Regions from separate parts of the Mus musculus genome. Here regions 2 and 3 are each linked to region 1. Evidence: chromatin loops called from intact Hi-C (ENCODE). Cell type or tissue: left cerebral cortex. All regions are shown on one strand. Links, peaks and the distances in the headings refer to the core of each region. The heading gives the core; the rest is flanking DNA. Region 1 holds the start of Cars (cysteinyl-tRNA synthetase). Region 2 has its middle 8.5 kb from the start of Osbpl5. Region 3 holds the start of Tnfrsf23 (tumor necrosis factor receptor superfamily, member 23).

Region 1 (5,372 bases), core at 299-5,298:
TAGTGCCTCACTCTGCCTGCCCTTGTTTTTTTTTTTTTTTTTTTTTTCTCAGCATTGTTTAGTCGGCCAGCTTTCTTATCTGGTTCTGCACTTGGCCTGCTAATATAGTTTGGAAAGTCCCTTCAGAGGGGAAAGGGGCTGGGTGGTCTTGAATTTATTTTGGATTCTACACTCTCAATGAAAGCTTTACAGGCTGTCTGTATAGCAAATCATCCTCCTGCCTCAGCCTCCAAAGTGCTGGGATCACAGGTACGTGACCATCGCCTGTAGCTCCTGCCTTACGCTTTTTATACTTATTGGTAGTGTTAGGAATGAATTCAGGGTTGAAAAGAGACCAGCACACCAATGAGAGCAAAACTTTACTTCTGACCATAGGGCACACAGGGGCAGAACAGCAAGCAAGCATACAGGGATAGAAAGTTTACTCAGTTCTTATTCTAACACAGGTGGTGATTGTGACTTTTCCCCATTGTCTGCGGTTTTTTAAGGTGCACAGGTAGGGCTATAGAGTTGACTCACGGCTTGAGAAGTTGAGAGCACTTGTTGCTCTTGCACAGGACCTGGGTTCAAGTCCCAGCACTAGGGGATCTGATGCCCTCTTCTGACCTCTGTTATACTGGGCATACTTATGATATACGTGTATACAAGCAGGCAAAACATTTGTACTGGCTAGTTTTGTGTCAGCTTGACACAAGCTGGAGTTATCACAGAGAAAGGAGCTTCAGTTGAGGAAATGCCTCCATGAGATCCAACTGGAAGGCATTTTCTCAATTAGTGATCAAGGGGGAAAGGCCCCTTGTGTGTGGGACCATCTCTGGGCTGGTAGTCTTGGTTCTATAAGCGAGCAGGCTGAGCAAGCCAGGGGAAGCAAGCCAGTAAAGAACATCCTCTGCATTAGCTCCTGCTTCCTGACCTGTTTGAGTTCCAGTCCTGACTTCCTTAGTGATAAACAGCAGTATGAAATTGTAAGCTGAATAAACCCTTTCCTCCGCAACTTGCTTCTTGGTCATAATGTCTGTGCAGGAATAGAAACCCTGACTAAGACAACATTCATACACATAAATCTTAAATGTTTTTTTTTTTTTACAGGTGCTAAGGAAATTAAGGAAATTGCTAAGGAATCAGAAACTTAATTCACTTACATCCCAAGAATGCAACTGGACCTATGTATGTGACTGTGTGGAGGGGATTAATACATTTGCATAAAGGTTCTTTTTTTACAAGATGGAGGAGATAAAAAGACTGGAACATTTTGTCCTAAACAAAAGTTTTAGGAGCTTGAGAGATGGTTTAGCAGTTAAGAGCACTGACTGCTCTTCCAGAGGTCCTGGGTTCAATTCCCAGCAACCACATGGTGGCTCACAATCATTAGTAATGGGATCTGATGCCCTCTTCTGGTGTGTCTAAAGAGAGCAATGGTGTACTTACATAAATAAAATCTTTTAAAGACCTGTTTGACAGAAAAGACTAGTATTTAATATTTCTTATAGTATTATACACATGACATTCTTCCACCCAAAATTGTATACTTTGTCAATATGTGCCTTGGTAATTTTAGTAATTTTTTCTAGACAGAGTCTTATATAATTCCTACTGGCATCAAATTCACTTATAATTGAGGATTAATTTTTAAAAAGATTTTATTTTATTTATACGAGTAACTGTAGCTGTCTTAAGACACACCAGAAGAGAACATCAGACCCCATTATGGATAGTTGTGAGCCATCATGTGGATGCTGGGAATTGAACTCAGGACCTCTGAAGGAGTAATTGGTGCTCTTAACCTCTGAGCCATCTATCCAGCCTTGGAGGATGATCTTAAATTCCTAAGCCTCCTGTCTCAATCTCTGGAGTCACAGGTATTCACCACTATTTTCCCTGGCAAAAGTTACGAGTTCTTTTTGGTGATGGTTGGTAGTTGTTTTTTGGTTTTGTTTTGTTTTTAATTTGTAAAAGAGAATCCCGCTCTTAGCTGATGCTATACTGGAACTATGTAGCCTAGGCTGCCCTCAAATTGTGGTAATTCTCCTTCCTCAGTTTCCCAAGTGCTAGGATTGCAAGCATGTGCCACCATCCCGCTCTCTGTTGTGGGATTCACCAGAGAAGACTGCAAAGACATGGATTTAAGACAACAGAGAATCTTTATTAGCTGGCCAGCCACTACACTGGGTGTTCAGAGGATCCCAATGTAGCACTGAGCCTTTCTCAGGGTAAGTTTTTAAGCACAAAAACCATGTTTTCAGTTGACATAGTTAACAAAAAGTTAGACAGAAGCAGAAATACAGAAGTTGTAAATCAAGGCTAATACATTTAGAGACTTTCCCAAACTTGTATGGACTTTGACGGATTAAGTCTTTGTTTTAGTTTTGGCCAGTGTACTGTCTACATGCTGAGTTTTACAGCCTGAATGATATTTTCATCATGGAGTCATTTGTGATAAGGTCTGAGGCCCTGTTATACTCTGGGCTTTAGTTTTTAAAGTACTGGTGTTATAGGGCTGGAGAAACAGCTTAGCAGTTGTCTTAGTCAGGGTTTCTATTCCTGGACAAACATCATGACCAAGAAGCAAGTTGGGGAGAAAAGGGTTTATTCGGCTTACACTTCCATACTGCTATTCATCACCAAGGAAGTCAGGACTGGAACTCAAGCAGGTCAGAAAGCAGGAGCTGATGCGGAAGCCATGGAGGGATGTTCCTTGCTGGCTTGCTTCCCCTGGCTTGCTCAGCCTGCTTTTTTTTTTTTTTTTTTTTTTTTTTTTTTTTTTTTTGAGATAGAGTTTCTCTGTATAGCCCTGGCTGTCCTGGAACTCACTTTGTAGACCAGGCTGGCCTCGAACTCAGAAATCCGCCTACTTCTGCCTCCTGAGTGCTGGGATTAAAGGCGTGTGCCACCACGCCCTGCTCAGCCTGCTCTCTTATAGGACCCAAGACTACCAGCCCAGAGATGGTCCCACCCACAAGGGGCCTTTCCCCCTTGATCACTAATTGAGAAAATGCCCCACAGCTGGATCTCATGGAGGCATTTCCCCAACTGAAGCTCCTTGTTCTATAATAACTCCAGCTTGTGTCAAGTTGACACAAAAGTAGCCAGTACGGCAATTAAGAACCTGGCTACTCTTCCAGTGGACCTGGTTTTGGTTCCCAGTAACCATGTGACAGCTCACAACCACTGGTGTCTCTAGTTCCAGTTGTTGGGGGTCTGTTGCCCTCTTCTGGCCTCCTCAGGCACTGAACAGATGTAAATGCCGGCAAAACATTTCTACATGTAAAATAAAAATTATCTCAAAAACTTTAAAAAGAAAGTACTGGCAGCAAAAATACAGTATTTTTGAGAAAGTTGTGAAGTTAGCAATATATGCTCTGATCACTTTAATATGTTTAATACTTTATGTATGTATATAATGGGTTTGTATATGCTTGGCCCAGGGAGTTGCACTATTAGGAGTGCCTTGTTAGAATAGGTGTGTCACCGTGGGTTTGGGCTTTAACACCCTCATTCTAGCTGCCTGGAAGCCAGTCTTCTAGCGGCCTTCAGCTGAAGAGGTCTAACTCTCACCTCCTGCCTTGATGATAATGTACTGAACCACTGAACCTGTAAACCAACCCCAATTAAATGTTGTCCTTATAAGAGTTGCCTTGGTCATGGTGTCTCTTCACAGCAGTAAGACCCTAACTAAGACCTATGTGATACATTATTTCTCTGCTGCCCATGAAATGAACCAATTCAAGCCTGATTAGAGTACATATAGGCAGGTTTATTAGGAAGCTGCTCTCAGGCGAAAGTTCACTGGCCCCAAGGACTGAGGCCAAGGAAGTCACCATGGTGGGGGAGGAGAGAGAAAGAGAAAGGGTGTGAACATAGAGAAGACAGGAGGAGCGATGAGGAAGACCAAAACATCTGGTTTATATAGGGAAGAGCCTCTGGGGGAAGGGCAGTCCAGCCCCTGGGCTGGAAAGTTCAGGGTTACAGCAAGGGTATGCCAGGTAGGGACTGAGGGATGCTGAGAGAACCTGGAGGCCAGGTTTGCTTTGAAATATAAAATTTGCACCTCAGTCCCTTGTCCCAAGGGTACATAACCAAACAATACATATTACCAAGTATCAATTATTTTTTAATTAATTATTTATTTATGTTGAGACAGAGTCTCTTATGGAGCCATGGCTGACTTGGAACTCACTGAGAACTGCCTGCTTCTCCCTCCTGAGTTTCCAGGAATTAAGACCATGGTTGCCAGAATATATATATACCAGAATATATAATTGTATTTATTTATTTCCCTGCACACACACACAACACATGTCTTTTTCACCACAGGCATGCAAAGCCCACAAGGATCAAAAGAGGGTTAGGATCCCATGGAACTGAAGTTACAACCGGTTGTGAGCAGTTGTGAGTGCTAGAAATCAAACCGGTGTCCTCCAGAAGAGCAGCCGTGCTCTTGACCACCGAACCATCTTCCAACCTCAAAACGGAGCTTTTAAAAAAAAAAAAAAATTGTGAGACAGGGTCTCGCTATATACCTGGCTATGTTTCTAAAATAATACTTTCCATTTCTTCTCATAAACCTCCCTCTGATGGTGTGTCTTGGGAGGCGACATCAGGAATTAAGGAACACACAGGAAATAAAAGGATTCAGGAGAGAGTGTAACAGGAACCACCTGTTTCCAGGCTTGTGTGGCCTTTTGGAGAGTGTCTCAGAAAAAGGCGTCTTCCTCGCCCCTCTCCTCCAGTCGCTGAGTCCCTTGCCCCACCCTTTCCCTTGCATCTCTTTAATCTCTACTCGTTTTGCCCCGCCCCTCTACCCAGCTCCTCGCCCCTCCCACTCCCCCATTTCGTCCCGCCCCTCCCAGCCCTCTTCAGCAGCCCGGGTTTGCGCTTCTCACTGTCTTAGCCCTTTGGTGTCTATTAAGTTCCGCGCCAGCGTAAACCATAGTATTCTCCCATCATGCCCCACGTCGGCGTCAGTTTGCAGTTGCCTAGCTACTGGACATGCCCGGAAGACGACTGGTGGGGCGGGACTTCCGGCGCCGCGGTTGCATCAGATTCTGGAAGGCGTCTGTGGCGGCGGCCGCGGGTCTTGATTCCCAGTGATGGCAGGTTCCTCCGCGGAGCAGGGTGAGGTTTGCGGGATGACTGTGGAGCTCTGGGTACAAGCATGGCCCGAGTAGGCAGTACCGGGCTGGGGCTGTGTGGGCAGCATGGTCCAAGGAGGCAGTGCCCAGGCCAGTGCTGTGGCGACAGCGGTGGAACGAGTGGGTAATGCCAAGCGAGCCAGGGGTTGGGGGCAGCAAGACCCAGGGACTCAGTGCTCAGGTCGGGTCTGTGGGGACAACCATGGACTAAGTGGGCAGTGCCCAGACCAGTGATCCGAA
Region 2 (5,372 bases), core at 193-5,192, 150 kb before region 1:
ATGTCAAATTTGCACGTACCTTTGGGTAATCAGACATCTTTAGTAGCAACTCTGGATCACTGCCACCTGCAAACTGGTGCCCCAACTGAGCCCAAGGTCCCAGTCACAAAGCAAAGTGTGCCTTGGCAACCACAGTCCACCTGAGGCTGTTCAAACTGACATTTAAATGTGCTAAAGTGGACTGGAGAGATGGCTCAGCGGCTAAGAGCACTGACTGCTCTTCCAAAGGTCCTGAGCTCAAATCCCAGCAACCACATGATAGCTTACAACCATCTGTAATAAGATCTGATGCCCTCTTCTAGGGTGTCCTAAGACAGCTACAGTGTACTTACATATAATAAATAAAGAAATCTTTAACAATAAATAAATATGCTAAAGTGAGTTCCTGGATTATCCACTACACCTTCAGCCTGCATTGGTGTGTGGCTGATGGCAGCCACCCCAGGCCACTTTGCTTATAGCCTGTTTCCATCACTCCAGATGACTCTGTTATCCCTTTGGCTGTAGGAGGTGGAAGGTGTAAGAATCCCAAGTTCTGGGTTGGGGAGGGAATTTGCAAAGTCCTCACTGTGAAAGGATGTCCTCACAGAACCCAACTTTAAGCTGCTCATAGTGGCACACACTTGTAACCTCCGAGTTGGAGAGGCAGAGACAAGAGGATCCTTAGGACTTAGTGGTGAGCCAGCCTAACTAAGTCTAAACTTGAAAGTTCTAGGCCAGTAAGAGGCTTGAAAATAGCAAGAAACCAAAAGCAAGGTGGACAGTGCCCGAGGAACGCCACTTGAGGCTGATCTGGCGTGTGTGCGTGCACACACACACACACACACACACACACACACACACACACACTGCAGGAGGGTAAAGAGAGAGCAAGAACATCCTGCAGGACGCACATGGAGGTTGGGTTTCCCATCGCATACCTGCATACAGCCAGGAGTGACATACCCCATCTCTTCTCTGTCCTCTGCCTCATAAGTGTTCTTCTCACATGTCCCCTCTACCTCAGGAATGAAGTGGACCCTCTCTCCTGAGGTCAGAGTCGTGGGCTCACAAAGGCTCAGGAAGGGCCTCTGTCACTCCCCATCCTGCTTCTGAGCCTTATAGTTCCACCCACATCACTCCAGGCCACCCTATGTTTCTTCCTCTCTGGCTAGCAGGATAAGACATGAGGGGCTTAGACTACCAGCCTGTCTTGGAGTTTACATGGCCTCCAATATGACAGGATACCACCCATCCCCTTATGTATACCTGGAGAGTCAAGGCCCAGAGCCAAGAGTTGCTCCGCCCAGGAGAGAGCACCCCTTACGCCTACTATCCAGCTACCTCTATGCTGACAGGTCCTTCACTCATGGTCCTGCTGGATTCTTGCTTGAGGCCTCAGTGTCAGAGACTGAAAATGCCAAGGAGCCACATCTATTCTCAGGAGAATAGATCCCCTGTTCCATGAGACCCTAAGACAGCCACCACAGACCACTGACTGCTGGTGTCCCGATGTCTGTGGTCCCTTCCCACATCCAGAGAGCCAGGCTCTGATCTACCAGGATGGAATTTGCTCTGGACAGGGACAGCCCTGACCTGGGGCAGAATGGCCTCCGGGGCTTTTCCACTGCCAACTGTTTAGCTTGTATCCATTCAGGGGGCCCCTCTGCATGTGTGTACACGTCCCACAGCCCCCGTGCATGTACGTGCCTTTGGAAGACAACTCCCTATCGGTGACATTTCGTTCCATCATTTCCTCAGTGTGGCATTCTGGGCTGTTCAAGTTTCATTTCTGTTGTGGTGATAACAATTTAGAAGCAATTCAAAGGAGAGAGGTTTAGTTCAGCTTACAATTCCAGTTTATACTCCATGATACCAGGGAGGTCAAAGCAGCAACTGAACAGCCGGTCACAGCAGTCACAGCCGAAGTCAAGAGCACAGGAAAATGAATGCAGGCATGCTCACTCTCTTGTACTCAGTGCCACTTCTCCAGTCTTACATAGTCCAGGAGCTCCTGATTAGGGAATGGTGCCACCTAAGGTGTGGCATTGATTGGCTTAATTAAGACAATCCCCACAGAAATGCCCACAGCACACACCCCCACCCTCACCCCAAAGCTGTCATGCAGATGATCTGTTATTGAGATTCTCTTCCCAGGTGATTCTAGGTTGTGATAAGTTAACACTTAAAGCTAACTGCCACATGAGGGTATGGTAGTAGTTCACGCATGTCATTTTGACAGTGTGTGGCTGTGTGTCCACAGTGGTGTCGCTGCCACTGCAGTTCAACTGCAGAATAATCTGGACACTCTAAGACCAGCCCTGGGGTCTCGAGGGGTCCACCTTGTCCCTTGCCTTTCACCCCTGATCTCCCTCCCCCTCCCTCTCTCCCTCCCCCTCCTTCTTCCTCTTCCTCTCCCCCCTCCCCCTCCCTCCCTCTCTCCCCTCCCTATCTCCCTCTCCTCACCTTCTGTCTCCCCCTCTCCCCCTCCCCTCCCTCTCCCCCTCCCTCTTCCCCTTCCTCCCTCTCCCTCTTCCTCTCCCCCTCTCTCTCCCTCTCTCCCCCTCTCCCCTCCCTATCTCCCTCTCCTCACCTTTAGTCTCCCCCTCCCCCTCCCTCTCTCTCTCCCTACACTTCTGCCTTTTCCAGAAACTTCTGTGCTTCTTCTGAGCTGCAGAGAGCTTATGAGATTCCTGCATGCTGCTGAGTGGAGGAAAGCATTTGGGGGAGGGGCGGATGTTTGCTCTGCCAATGCCCTGGTACTCTTCTGTCGCACTGAAACATTGCCAGCTTGCTTCTGCCTCAGGCGTCTGTGAACAAAGCCATAGAAAACACACACGTTTCTGTGCAGATGTCAATTTGCCTGGGTGGGTGCAGTGCTACGAAGCAGCTGAGTCTCCTAGAGGCGTGAATGTAAAACTGCCAATCTGCTTTCCAAAGGCCAAAGCCTCTTGGCGTACTTGGGGTTCCTTTCAGCGACATGTGGGGGCGCTGTTGCTCCACCATCTGGCCATACTGTTGTGATCCAATTTGCCAGGAGCTAATGGACTGCAGGTCCCAAGAGCCCCTTCAAGGGCTCGTCCTAGCCCCACCTCCTAGCGGGGGGCGGGGGGGGGGCGGGGGGGTGGTCTCACCACCTCCCAGTGGCGCCACAGGTTGGACACAAATTCTCCTTACATGGTTCTGGCCGACACTTTTCTAAACGAAGGCAGAATGGATCCAGGTTGTCTGTCTGCAGAGAAAAGGCCAGTTGTCACAGCACCTTTTGTTTGGCAGCCTGCCTTTTCTCCACTGAAATGCCTTTTCTGTCTTTGTGTCTGTGGCCAAAACCAATGTCCCATGGACTCCTGGCCTCAGCTCCATTTTGTTAATCTGCATTGTTTCTTTTGCCAACACTAATACTGCACAGAATTGATTCTTGGATGTTTTCACTTAAGTCAAGTGGCAAGAGCCCTTCCACTACTTTCTTTCAAAACTGTATTAGCAATTCTTTTTAAAAAATATTTACTTTTAGTTTTAATTATGATTACAAGTGTGTGTGTGTGTGTGTGTGTGTGTGTGTGTGTGTGTGTAGGTTTGTGCACTTGAACGCAGGTGCCTGTAGAGGCCAGAGGCATTGAATGCCCTGGAAGTACAGTTACAAGCTGTTATGAGCCCCAGTGACAGTGCCAGGGACCAAGTTCAGATCCTCTTCAAAGCGGTGCTTTGTCTTAACCACCAAGTCATCTCTCTGGGTCTAGCTACCTCAAAAAAATTGTTTTAATTGTCGGGCTGTTGAAGTAGCCTAACAGGTAAATTTGTTTGTCCCTCTCTCCTGCAACCCTGAGAGCCTGAGTTCTATCCATGGAATTCACATAAACATGGAAGAAATTATCTTCTGACCTACACACACACACACACACACACACACACACACACACACACGCTACCACACAGTGCCCCCTCTGCACAGCATACACACACAACAACACTAATTATAATAAAAGTTCAAAAAATCATTAATATACATTACTTGCACAAAACAATGGGTTTCTTTGGGGGTTGGTTTGGTTGCCTAGGTCTTAAAAATGTTTTTTGTTAATAATGTGTGTATCTATGATGTTAATATGTGTATATGTATGATAATAATATTGTGTGTAATGTATGATATTATGTGTATGTATGATGTTAATATGTGTGTATATTAATATTGTGTGTATGTATGTTATTAATATTGTGTGTAATGTATGATGTTAATAAAGTGTGTATTATGATTAATATTGTGTGTATTGCATGTTATTGATATTGTATGTATGATGTTAATGTTGTGTGTATATATGATCTTAATATGTGTGTATGACATATATTTTGTATGATATTAATATTGTATGTATGTATGATATTGTGTGTATTATGAGACTAATATTGCATGTATGATGTTAATATTATGTATGTATGATGTTAATATTGTATGTATGATATGTGTTTGTATGATATTAATGTATGCATGTATGATATTGTGTGTTTGTATATTAATATTGTATGTATGTTTGCTATTAATATTGTGTGTATGTATGAGATTAATATTGTGTGTATGTATGAGATTAATATGTGTATATTATATGTGCTTGTATGATATTAATATTGTATGATATTGTGTATATGTATGAGATTAATATTGCATGTATGTTTTATATCAATATTGTATGTATGTATGATATTATGTATTTGTATGATGTTAATATTGTGCACATATGTTAATATGCATATATGTGTGATATGTGTGTATGACATTGTGTATGTTTGTATGATATTGTGTTGCATTGTGTTTGTATGATATTGATATTGTGTGTATGTATGAGATTCCCCTTCACTTCCCACACCTACTTCTGCACCCTTCTACTTCCATGTCTTTTTGTAAAGATTTTTAAAGTGGTTACAAATAAATGTTTTCGTTCATAGTGGATATAACAGAACTCGATACATTTTAGTAATAAACAAACCCATATGTCCGTAATCTGGGCCAAGCATATATTTCGTGCAGACAGAGGCAACGTCATTTCTCCATTCCCAGTGTGCCTAGCTGCCCCTCATACCCCTTTCTCCTCCCCCTCTTCCTCTTCTTTCTCCTCCTTCTCATCTCCTCCTCTTTCTCATTTTCTGTGCTGGGATGGAGGCCAGATGTGCTGGTTAGGGTTTTTGTCAAACTGACCCAAGATGGTGTCACTTGGGAAAAGAGAATCTCAGTTGAGGAATTTTCTCCATCATATTGGCTGCGGGCAAGTCTGAGGGATCATTATTCTGACTAATGATTGATTGGGGAGGGTCCAGACCACTGTGTGCAGTACCACTGTGGTCAGGTGATCCTGGGCTGTATAAGAAAGCAGACTGAGCAAGCCAGTAATTGCATTGCT
Region 3 (5,372 bases), core at 158-5,157, 84 kb before region 1:
ACATAGAATTGCAATATCTGAGGCAGCTATGTGCAGTGAGCAGCCTCTGCATCCAGCCCCTGATCCTATGTGGATGACGCTCTTCGTGTGCGTGTGTGTGTGTGTGCGTGTGTATGTATGTGAGCACCTATGCGTACTCACATTTGGAGCCTTAATACTTAGTTGGTGCCATCTCCATTGTATCTGATCCTTTCATTTTCCAAGTTTTGTATCCATTTGTCTCTGTCCTTCCCCAATCCTGGGGGTATGTCTGCTCCATGCCTTGAAATAAATGGAAATACATGTATTTCTCTTTTGGGGGAATCCTTGGGAACAAGAGGAACTTCTGGGGAGATGGAAACGCGGTGTAATATGGCTGTCTTAAGCTGGAGGTGCCAAGTGAGGGGTTCAGAAGGTGGGTGCAGGTTCACAGTGTTGAGTGAGAAGATAACCCACCTGGAGCCATTGGGAACTGGAGTCCCATCAGTCAGCCAGTGAGCAACTGTGGCATGGGAGGGATGTGGCCTGCCAGGGCATTCCAGGCAGCTTGCTTACTTGTCAGCCTCCTATAGCCAACACAGCCTTGCTGAAATGCTTAATGCTCTGTATTCTGACATAGCTCTGAGGCATCCAGAATATCCCTTGGCATCTGACAACACACCCCACACCACCTCAAAGGGAAGCTGTAGCGCCCCTCCCCAACAACCCATAGAAGATAACAGAGACCAGAGGGAATGAAGGTGGCCAAACAACACCCATGAGAGGGGACCCCAAGAATGCCTCCCTACCTCAGATGCCAGGAGAGGGTGAAGTAAAGAAGAGCCAAGTGGCTGTGCATCTACCTACCCCAGGAGTTCTCTGGAGGACCCTGCTCCTGGAGCCTCCATGAAGCAGCCAGTCACCCTGGAGCATGGATGTCTGCAAGTAGCCATTTTCTACCTCAGACATCTCTGTTTCCAGTATAGACAGGAAGCTCTGAACTCCTCACCTTCTCTCCTGCACCCTGGCCCCCATGCAGAACTAGGTCCTGTCCCTCACAACACCATCATACATCTGGACATTTGGAATGTCCTCATGAATTCTCTTTTTAACAGTTCCAAGGTCCTTTGCAGACCTCTGTTACTTTCTTGCACACTAACCTAAAGGACGTGGCTATATCTCTCCTTTTTCATTGCACTGCAGAAAGAGCAGAGAGGGAAAAAACCCCAGAATCCTCACATATTCCCAAGCAGCAAGCTACCCAGAAGCAACCTGAAAGTATCCCAAGAAAGGGTATGATATATACATATTACAATAGATAATACATCTATTCTAGGGGTGAGAAGATTCTCCTGGTATTGAATGAGTCCAACTCTTCCATTGTGGGCACCCTTCATCTCTGCAGGAAGACCATCAAGGGTCACTGGGCTCATGAGAATGTCACCCAACTGCTTTGAACCATTAGGGGCTTCCTGGAACAGTATGACATCCCACTATCCCACCTTAAAGAGCAAGGGTAGAGATGGCTGGAGAGATGACACAGCCAATAAGAGGATATGCTGTTCTTGCAGAGAACACCAGTTTGATCTCCAGACTCATATCAGGCAGATTACAGCCATGTGTATCTCCAGCTATTGGAGATATGTCACCTCGAGCCTCTGGAGGCACCTGTGCGCATGGACACGCACGCGCGCGCACACACACACACACACACACACACACACATGCACACACACACATTTTAAAATAAATGTTTTAAAGGAGCAAAGGGCAGAGGGCAGAGAAGGACCTGGAGCACAAATATCTAGCCCAGGGTAGACAGGCCTCTTCCTTTCACCTCCCCTCCACCTACAGTGTGGGACAAGGCAGATCTGTAAACTGTATGCAGAAAAGGAAAGCCACTAGCCTCCCCCTGCTCCCGAGCTACTCAGAGACTGGTGGGACAACAGCATCCACAAGTGCACAGTCCTCTCCTCTTCCCTTCCTCTACTTTCCCTCTGCTTCCCAAGGGTGAGGGACAGTTCAGCGTGTTGAACTAACCAAACTTTCTAAACACTTGTTTGTGTTTTGATTTGGTTTACTCCTGAGCAGACACCAGCCTGAGGGAAGACAAGAAATAGAAGAGCATCAGGCTGGCCAAGGAATTGGCCCCTCCCACTCCCCAGCCTAGGTGAGGGCAGATGGGCACAGGCTCCACTCCCTGGCCCTAGGGAGAGAGGCAAGAGATGAATTAAAGAGTACCAGGTGCCTGGAGCCAGGCTCCTCTTCTTTGGGGCAGCCATTGAAATCCAGGTCTCTGAGTCCTCCCTCATTTTAAAGAGGAAGTGGCATTTGGAAGGGAGATGGATGGGGCTGGTAGTGGGCCACTTTTTCGAATACCTGGAGGGGGCGGGTGGAACAGATGAACCAACCCAAGTTCCCTAGAGAAATAAGCATTCTACTTCCTGTGTTAGACTAGTAGACTTGGCTTAAATGTCCTGTGTCCCATGAGCTTGGATTGGCACACACAGTGGAGCTAAACACAGTGAAAGGAAGAAGAGGTGAGGGACTCACAGTCCAGGGATGTTCATACAGCCCTCCTCCCCCGACACACCCCCCCCAACCCCAGCACTGGAAGAGTGCCTACGAGTCCTGGATATTTTGAGGTCCTCAGAGTCAGCGAGTCCCACACAGCCCCTCAGACTCTGACAGTGAAGCCTTCAGCTGCTGCTCCAGACCATTGACCAGTGAACACTCACAGGAAAGCTACAGGGATAGAGTTACTTCAAACTTCCCCATGTTGAGCTAAGACAGTGTGTGTTGTAGCTTATCTTCCTCTTTTTGTTTGTTGCTTTTGAGAAGGTTTACAGTCTGCTGCAGTCTGACTTTTATAACGATTCCAGCTCTAGTTCATGCCTCTCCCTCCACTCAGGTCCAGGAAAATTTTTAATTAACTTATAATAAAGAGCAGTATACTGTAATGGAAAACAAACGAAGGCAGAGAATTCGACTTTAGCTTGCTGCTTATAACAAATATGATTCTGTTAATAACGTCACAGGCATTTAAAATTACTGTATTTATAGAAAACTAGATATTACTGAGCACTGATGGTGGTGGGAAGGCAAGAGTGGTGGCGCTGGACCCGCCCACGAGATTAGGCAACCATACAGAAACCAATCCGCTGACAAGAGGCGTGGCCACCAGCTTGAAATAGAGCTCCTCCAGCTGAGTGACACCATGCTAGCTCACAGCCATGGTTACCTTCAGCCACGTCTCCAGTCTGAGTCACTGGTTCCTCTTGCTGCTGCTGCTGAATCTGTTCTTGCCGGTGAGTAGATATGGCCCTGCGGAGCTGAGATTCGCGCTGGGCACCGGATCCCCGGGCTGCAGAGGAAAGCTACTGCGGGCGGTGAATTGGCTCTTCCGCCAGGGTCAGCCTTGGCACCGCCAACCAACTCCTCAGAACTTCGTCCAGAGTTAAGTGGTCCAGAGTTGGGGAATTGTGGAGGTGAAGCAGAGGCAGGGGAATGGCCAAGCGGGTAGCCAGAGAAAGTGTGTCCGGTTGGTCCCTGAGCTCCCGGACAAGACGGACACGCCTCTCCTCGCTTTCTCATCTGAAAGCGGTCCTTCCGAAGGTGACTCGGGAAAGTGCCATTGCGGACTGCAGTGGCCCGCGCGACTGTGCGCCTTGGGTGGGTCCGGCCCGGCTCGTCTTGGGGTGTAGTACTAACTACTACAAAAGGATCTGTGTGGAAGGCCTGGCTATGCCTTTCCTGGGCCTTTCGGGTCTCTGCTAAGTTCGTCCCGAGATCGCTTCTTGTCTCTTTAATCTTAAACTGCAGTTAAACCTAAGTTAGTGGGCAGCCTGATCTACATAAGGAGTCTCAGAACAGCCAGAACTACACACAGAAAGGCTGAAAACCAAAACAAACTAACGGAAAAAAAAAACCCAAAAAAACCAAACAAATAAAAAAAAAAACCAAAACCAACCAAACAACCAAACAAAAAACCTAGACAATCCTGTAAATGACATTTTAGTTACAGCCAACTTAATTTTATGTCAATTTTCTCTCATAAGAGTCTTCAAACCCAAAAATAGGCAGAAAAAGGTTTATGTTTTATAACCTGTAAGGATATCCATTTTCTAACACATTCAGATCTTTAGTTATAACAACAACAACAACAACAAAATAACCCTTAGATTGTTCTAAGATAGTATCTGAGCAGTCAGAGACCACTTACATGTAATCAGCATTTCTTTAAACCATCTAGGAGCTGGTTAATAGTAATTCTTTGCTAGCTGCTGGTGAGCAGCTTTCACAGAAATGGACCTAGAGGGCATCCAGCTTCCCTGGGAATCTCCTGGGCAAGGGGCCAGAGGATATGCAACTCAGAGGTGACTTCAAAGTTCCCAGCACTTTGAGGGACTTCGAACATATTTCACAGGCAGGTTTCACATGGGATGGCCCTTGACCCTGAAATCTCTTCCCATCCCTATTAGGGCTCTGGGGCTCCATGCCTGCCCAGGCACCGCCTGAAAAGTGGTGCATTTTGTCGTCCAGAAATCCCCAGAAACAATCTAGACAATATTAGGCTGTTTTTGTTTTTGTTGTTGTTTTAAGGTTGTTGTAAAGAAAAAATGGTGATCGTCTCAAATAATGCCACAAAAAGAAGGTACTCCAAAGAAAGACTGAGGGTGAGCTGGGCGGGGTAGTGCACGCCCTTAATTCTAGCAATTGAGAGACGAGGTAGACATGTTTGTGAATTTGGGTTTAGTCTGATCTTTATAGTGAGTTCTAGAACAGCCAGACTGTGTATGAGACACTGTCCTGTAAAAGTCAAAAATAAAAATAAAAGACTGAAGATAACATCTCTTTCAAGAATATTTTTTAAAAAGACTATCCTCAAAGAATATTGAAATTTTAAAAAATAGGGTATGTGTGTAGATTTTTGGTCTTTTGAGACAGGATTTCTCTGTGTAGCTCTGACTGTCCTGGAATTTGCTCTGTAGACCAGGCTGGCCTTGAACTCAGAGGTCTGCCTGCTGGAATTAAAGACATGGGCTGTGAAGATATCCTACTAAATCCACTGTCTAACCTGTGGTCATGTCCTTCCTAAGTGTAAGTACAGGTGAAGCAGGCCATCTCCAAGGGGTAAAATAGTATTGCCTTCAGGGCAGTGATGAAGTGTCAGCTTCAACATATAATAATGGTGACGATGAATCAAGATGAAGGTATTGAACCTAGGAACCCTAAAAAGAAGACTCCTGCCTGGCGAGTTAAGGGCAGAATTCCTGACAAAATAAATGGGCAGAGAATACCAGAAAGATAGAGATAGATAGATAGATAGATAGATAGATAGATAGATACATAGATACATAGATATATAGATACATAGATACGTAGATACATAGATACATAGATATAGATAGATA

Evidence for each region. Peaks named below come from ENCODE experiments on the same cell type or tissue, not always from the same donor. Only the 100,000 strongest peaks of a DNase experiment are listed, where the experiment ranks them.
Region 2: it touches region 1 in a loop (3-fold over the local background); 9 of 42 quality-filtered maps call a loop at or near these places.
Region 3: a loop joins it to region 1, with 2.4 times the contacts of the local background. A loop is called at or near these places in 25 of 42 quality-filtered maps.

What each region holds. Positions count from the first base shown.
Region 1 is chr7:143,599,725-143,605,096 of GRCm38, reverse strand. It overlaps Cars (cysteinyl-tRNA synthetase), which reads left to right and starts at 5,007. Exons shown (of 23, transcript NM_013742.5): 1 at 5,007-5,115. The coding sequence starts at 5,091. It overlaps Gm15579 (a long non-coding RNA gene), which reads right to left and starts at 4,993. Exons shown (of 2, transcript XR_870064.3): 1 at 4,884-4,993; 2 at 4,239-4,474. In left cerebral cortex, for the core only: a CTCF peak has its summit at 3,210 (motif pointing left); a DNase peak (open chromatin) is centred at 4,979; H3K4me3 peaks cover 945 bases; H3K27ac peaks cover 291 bases.
Region 2 is chr7:143,746,150-143,751,521 of GRCm38, reverse strand. It overlaps a transcript of Osbpl5 not described here. Among named protein-coding and RNA genes, the nearest start is that of Osbpl5, 8.5 kb to the right of the region's middle. In left cerebral cortex, for the core only: a CTCF peak has its summit at 2,958 (motif pointing left); DNase peaks (open chromatin) are centred at 2,932 and 3,245; H3K4me3 peaks cover 261 bases.
Region 3 is chr7:143,683,676-143,689,047 of GRCm38, reverse strand. Tnfrsf23 (tumor necrosis factor receptor superfamily, member 23) reads left to right here and starts at 3,173. Exons shown (of 6, transcript NM_024290.4): 1 at 3,173-3,266. The coding sequence starts at 3,192. Osbpl5 (oxysterol binding protein-like 5) reads left to right here. Exons shown (of 22, transcript NM_001199227.1): 22 at 1-286. In left cerebral cortex, for the core only: no CTCF peak of the experiment used is centred there; a DNase peak (open chromatin) is centred at 3,157; H3K4me3 peaks cover 629 bases.